2 separate regions of the Homo sapiens genome follow, and region 1 is linked to region 2. The links are chromatin loops, found by intact Hi-C in ENCODE. Cell type or tissue: endothelial cell of umbilical vein. All regions are shown on one strand. Links, peaks and the distances in the headings refer to the core of each region. The heading gives the core; the rest is flanking DNA. Region 1 overlaps WDR1 (WD repeat domain 1). Region 2 has its middle 41 kb from the start of WDR1.

What was found. Peaks named below come from ENCODE experiments on the same cell type or tissue, not always from the same donor. Only the 100,000 strongest peaks of a DNase experiment are listed, where the experiment ranks them.
Region 1: it touches region 2 in a loop (2.6-fold over the local background); 3 of 110 quality-filtered maps call a loop at or near these places.

The regions. Positions count from the first base shown.
Region 1 is chr4:10,088,078-10,090,987 of GRCh38, reverse strand. It overlaps WDR1 (WD repeat domain 1), which reads left to right. Exons shown (of 15, transcript NM_017491.5): 6 at 2,247-2,324; 7 at 2,615-2,695. Among named protein-coding and RNA genes, the nearest start is that of MIR3138, 11 kb to the right of the region's middle. In endothelial cell of umbilical vein, for the core only: a CTCF peak has its summit at 1,353 (motif pointing left); a DNase peak (open chromatin) is centred at 1,367; H3K27ac peaks cover 1,127 bases.
Region 2 is chr4:10,156,559-10,159,468 of GRCh38, reverse strand. No RefSeq gene overlaps it. Among named protein-coding and RNA genes, the nearest start is that of WDR1, 41 kb to the right of the region's middle. In endothelial cell of umbilical vein, for the core only: a CTCF peak has its summit at 1,516 (motif pointing left); a DNase peak (open chromatin) is centred at 1,498.

The DNA.
Region 1 (2,910 bases), core at 157-2,656, 68 kb after region 2:
GTTCAGACTGAGCCAGCCTGGTGCTTCCATCCCTGTCCTCTTGGGCGGTGACCACAACCTACAGAGGACGAGCTCTTCAGTCATAGAACGGAATGCAAGCACCATGACAGCACTCCCTGAAATGAGGCAGGGAGGACAATCTGCTCATCCACTGGGATGGAAACGTGACTGTCGTCGCCCTCAGTAGCTCCCGAGGAGCACTGGGACTCCCCTTGTCAGAATGTGTGATTTCTCCGGCTTTCATCTAAGTTAAAACACGGGTCAATGAGGTGGGAGATCCTGGTTCAGGTGCAGGGCCAGGGCCTGCTGGGCCTGTGTCCAGCCTGACCCCAGCCGTGAGCAGGTCTTGGCAGCACCCTGAGGAGGGCTTACCTGAGGCAAGCAAGTTTGGGTTGTTGGCTGGAGGAAATGGTTTAATCTTTGAAGTGCAGGAAGCCCAGGGTTGCTTTTGTGCCACAGGTCTGGGGTCGCATCACTCTTGGGCCTAGAGAGATTTCTGGGGCGGGGAGTGGCCTCTCTACGAGAACTGCCTGCCCTGGGGACATTGCCAGACTGAACGGTGTCTGTATCTTCTGCTGACTCTGACGGACTTTGTGGGGACATCGATTTCCTTGAGTGTGGCCCTTGGGACCCCCAGGCACCTGATTCCTCTTTCTGGGCCTATGTTTCCTCATTGGTGAAATGGGCACAGCTCACCTTGGTGGGTTATTACATGAGTGTCAGAGGCAGCATTGATGACATGTGTTAGTGTGCCGCAGCTGCCATAACAAAGTTTGTTAAGCCACAGATTGGGTGCCTTAAACAATGGAAATTTATTCTCTGGAAGTCAGAAGTCTGTAGTCAAGGTGTGGGCAGGGACGCACTCCGAGTCCTTCCTTGTCTTTCCCAGATACTGACAGCCCTGGGGGTTACTTTTTGTGAGCAGAACTCCCATCTCTGCCTCCAGCTTCACCCCAACTCTGTATCTGTGTCCAGATTTCCCTCTTAAAAGGACACCAAGTCCTGCTGGATTTACAGCCTGCCCTAATGACCTCATTTTAACTGGACTGCATCTGCAAAGACCCTGTTTCTGAATAAGGTCTCATTGGGTCCCAGGGTTGGGACTTCAGCATGTCTTTTGGAGAGGCACAATTCAACTGAAAACATTACACAATCAAACACAGGCAGGTCCCCCACACAGGTAGCTCATGCTTTAAAATTAAGTCCGTGATTTACTTAGAGCGCGGGGCAGCTTATCCGCCTTGGGGTTGAATTGCTTTTCCTGAAGGTTAGTGTTCGTACCTGCTGAGCAGCGAGCCCTTCCTGTGCCAAGAGAGTTGTTAGCACTGGATGTGCATTTGCCGGGTTAGCGCCGCCTGCAGGTGGGCAGCAAGAGGGCAGGGCAGGTGTTGGCAGCTTTACAACTGCTTATTTAAGGATCAGTCTCTGATACAAACTCTTGTTGACTGCGGAAAGAATGCATTCATTTCCTTATTCGAGTAACAGAGTCGCCCCTGGAAGTCATGTCATTTCCTTTTAGTCGCTCAGGCTCTTGTTCTTGATGAAGGTCATAATCATTAACTTTGTTTAAAAGTTAATTATTGGCCAGGCGCAGTGACTTACTCCTGTAATCCCAGCACTTTGGGAGGCCAAAGCGGGGAAACATGAGGTCAGGATACTGAGACCATCCTGGCTAACAAAGGGAAACCCCATCTCTACTAAAAATACAGAAATTAGCCAGGCGTGGTGGCGGGCACCTGTCGTCCCAGCTACTCGGGAGGCTGAGGCAGGAGAATGGCGTGAACCCGGGAGGCGGAGCTTGTAGTGAGCAGAGATTGTGCCACTGCACTCCAGCCTGGGCAACAGAGCCAGACAGGGCTGGTGCCTCCAGGAAGAGGCCTCCTGGTCTCAGCCATCGTGAAGCTTAAGGATTGGGGCTTGAGCTCTTTCAGAGCCCAGAGGGAAGAGGGCAGCTGCTGGGGGCACCTCACTGGGGGGGGCATAACTGGAGGTGGTCTGCCTTCGCTCGGGCTAATCAGCTTTCCCAGCAGGTAGAGCGGTCAGCATGGCAGGCAGGCTGGAGCAGACTCCTGCCCCTCCACTAAGGGACTGCCCAGGATGTTTTTTTAAGCTCTGAAATTTTCCAGTGGACTAACAGTTCACACTGATGAACAGCTGGAGCTGCAAGCTGTGTTTCATAGAGAGCATTCTTGAACCTAGAGTCAGGCCTGCGGCCCCTCATCAGGCAGGTAATTGTTTTCCTGCAGGACCACAGCCGCTTTGTCAACTGTGTGCGATTCTCTCCTGATGGGAACAGATTTGCCACAGCCAGTGCTGACGGCCAGGTAAGAACTGGGATGGGTTTTGGGGTGGGGAATGGCTTGTCTGCCTGCTCCCGTGACTGCTCAGAGCCGCAGGCTGCCTAATGCTAGTCCTGACATGCAGAACTTAGACATCGCCCTCCCCACATCTGCAGACTCGTCGTCAGAGCCCAGTAAATGCATGTCTGCTTTTAAACCACACTGGGAGCTTAGTCTGTGAGCCCCGGTTTTCTACAGCCACAGTCCATGGAGAAACTGCTTACTCCAGAGGGTGTTCACACACACATGACCCACATGTTTTTATTTCTTGGAAGATATACATCTATGACGGGAAGACTGGGGAGAAGGTGTGCGCGCTGGGCGGAAGCAAGGCCCACGACGGTGGGATTTACGCAGTGAGTATGAGCGTGTTTCCCGGCCTAGTGGTGGGAATTTGGCCGAGTCCACGTGTCAGTCCATCCACACTCACTCCGGAGTTAGACAAAAACTTGAAATGAGGGGCTATAAGTCGGGGCGGTTTTATATCTGCCCAGAAAAGCTTTAAGGTCGCAATAAGGTGATGGGAGAAGGTAGTGGCTGGAACGGGAGACCTGGAGGCGGGTGTTGTCCT
Region 2 (2,910 bases), core at 303-2,802:
CCATTACCAAATCCCAAGTAATCTGTGCTTCAGAAGACAGAGGTTCTGGCACAGTCCTTGCCTCAGACATTGTCTCCTCCTCAGCAGATATAACTAATACAAGAATATGAAGGACCCCACTGCTCAGCCTTTGTATGAAGGCGTCTCTAAGGCAGCTACTACAAAGTCATCTCCACGGACCAGGACAGCAGCCATATATCCTTTCAGAGAAAGCCCCACCAGACCTTGATGGAAGGGCACCCCAACATCTGCCTGGCCTGCATACACTTAGGGCATAGTCACCTGACGCTTCTCCATTGAAAATAGGAGATGTCAAGGGAGATGCAGCCCCAGCTGTTGCCCTGTCAAGAGCCCCAGGAGGCCTCTGTGCTGGAGCAGGTGTGCAACCCCCACCACCTTTGCTGAGAGCTGCCTGGGACTAGTGTTTTGAACGAGTCACCTGTGGACATGGACCCACAGAATCTGAGGGGACCCACAGAATCTGAGGGGACCCACAAAGGAGCAGCTGAATGGCATGGTTGACCTGAGTTTTTGAAAAAAGCCCCAACTTTGAGACAATTTTCATGATTTTGGGCTTTAGGATGTGGAATCATTTCTCAAAGTATTGTGGAGAGTTCTGTCGTTTCGAGCAGGTCCTGCTAGTGCTGCCATACATAGCTCATCAGGCCAGCCTACATAACTAGGAAACACCGCTCACACAGCAGTGCCAGCCTTCTAGGTGAGCAACACTTCCTGAAGGGCAGAGTTGCCTAGGAGGTGCTTTTATGTAAAAGCATGTCCATCATGGTTTGTGTTCTTTCCACTTTACTTGACAATAGTTAATGTAGTTACGAAATGTTATAATTTAAGCAATACAGTTACCAAGTAAAAACGGTCTTTTATTCTTGTTCTCAGTCCTGAAGACTATAAACTCTTTGTATAAATTATGTTGTAAGGAGTTTAAGTCTGTTGGATGTTTTTCAAGTTTACATTCTAACCAATGTCATGTGATACTAGTCTACAGAACAAAGCAGGCTTTGTACGTATTTCCACGGCAAAAAATAGTTCATAAGCCAAGCTGATTGTGTTCATGTTTTCCGTGAAAATTACTGCAAACAAACTTGGTACCTGGGATCACGTGATTGTAACATGGGATGCTCGCCTAACACTGAGAACATTTGCCTGCTTAGCACGGTGCCCGGCCTGGTGGGTGGGGGTGGGGGTGGGGGTGGGGGTGGGGGTGGGGGTGGGGTGCGCAGAGCAGCCTCTAAGCACTGAGCTCAGACTCCTGCCAGGCAGGAGAACCTGGGCTCTCCTGCTCATCCATGGCTGCCTCCCCAGGCAGGAATTGTCCACATTTCAGAAGCCATTTGTTCAGGGGGATGGCATTAGTTCACACAGGATCCAGACGAATCTAATGAAAATGATAAGAGTAACAAGAACTCCTCCCCCAGTGTATTCCTCAAATCCGTCCAGGAGTTCCAAGAGCCATCAGCTTGTTTCCATTCTGGCCCTTGGCTGAGGGTCCTTAAGCACCACCTGGTGGCCATGAGGCATCACAACAGACAATGAAATGGTAAGTTCTTAGGAACTTAGCATTCTGACATCACCCCACCCAACAAAGATCATGTGCCCTAGCAACAATGGAACTTTATTATTTAGAAGTCACCCCTTCTCCTAGGAAAGGAAAAAGATATATCACCCATGCTCAAAGAAAATGAGCCAAACTTGAGTTTAGGAGATGGCAGCCACACACAGCAGGCTGTCTTGTAAGGGGCACAGCAGCAACCCCAGGCCACAGAGGGCAGAGCCTCCAGGACCCATCACTGGAGATGACTGCCTGGGCAGACTCACTTCACCGTTAGAGAAGTGTGGCCTTCCCTGGTGGCTCTAGGTTCACAGTACACAGAATTACCTGCTTTGAGGCAACGCTTCTCTTACCAAGTAGTGACTTAAGAAACAAGATGTATGTAATACTAGTGCCTGGGAAGGAAAAACCACCAAGTATGGAAGAGATCAGTTATGACAGCAGACAGCCTCTTTCACAAAGTACACTGAAGGATTCCCGGGTCACTGCCTAGGATGGCTCCTCCGGCTGCATTCCAAGGTAAAGTATTCCCATCAGATCCCTTTATCCCTAGAGTCCTCAAGGCCACCTCCAGGAACCCAAGGCTTCTAGTCCTTTTCCCAGGAAGCCAGGCTGGCTCCTTTGTCTACAAGCATGATCACAGCAGCCCCAGGAGCCATTTCTAGAACAGGTCAAGTGCTGACTGCCAGTGATCAGACACTGTACCTGAAAGCTGAACCCCCCTCTTCCTGTCATGGAGTTTGCTTCTTCCCTGGTCTCCCCCCTGCATCGACTTTCATCCAATGCACCTGCTGCTGGCTCAGTCCTCCTGGGGCCACATGTAGCTCCTAAGGATTAAGACATATCAAACTCCAAGTTGGAAATGCTAAGAAACAGTTGTCCAGATCAGGCTCCCCTTGTCATGCAACAACAGGATAGAGTGGTTTCTGTAGTTCAGTCCCCTTCCTTTAGGGATTAGAAATAAAAGATGGGAAATGAGGCAGAGCAGCATTCACTTTCCATTCCAAGGTGTCTTGACAAGCAGAGATGGTCTTGTTGGAAAGCCCATAAGCTCTTCAGTTGGGAGAAAGCCGACAGTTAATGTTTTCTGAGAATGACTTTCATTGTATTTAAGACACTAAAACGTACTCAATAACAGCATAGTCAAGTAACAAGCGAGTTCAGGTGATGACTCCTATCTACTTCCACCTGGAACAGATGAGACATTTGTCTAATAGAAAACATCACATCTTCTATAGTCTTCATTGCACATTTAAGTCAAAGGATTTTGTACAAGTTTAGTCTTTCCTCACAATTCACCATGCAAGTTCAGAAAAGCAGAACTGATGTGTCAAAGGATGTTA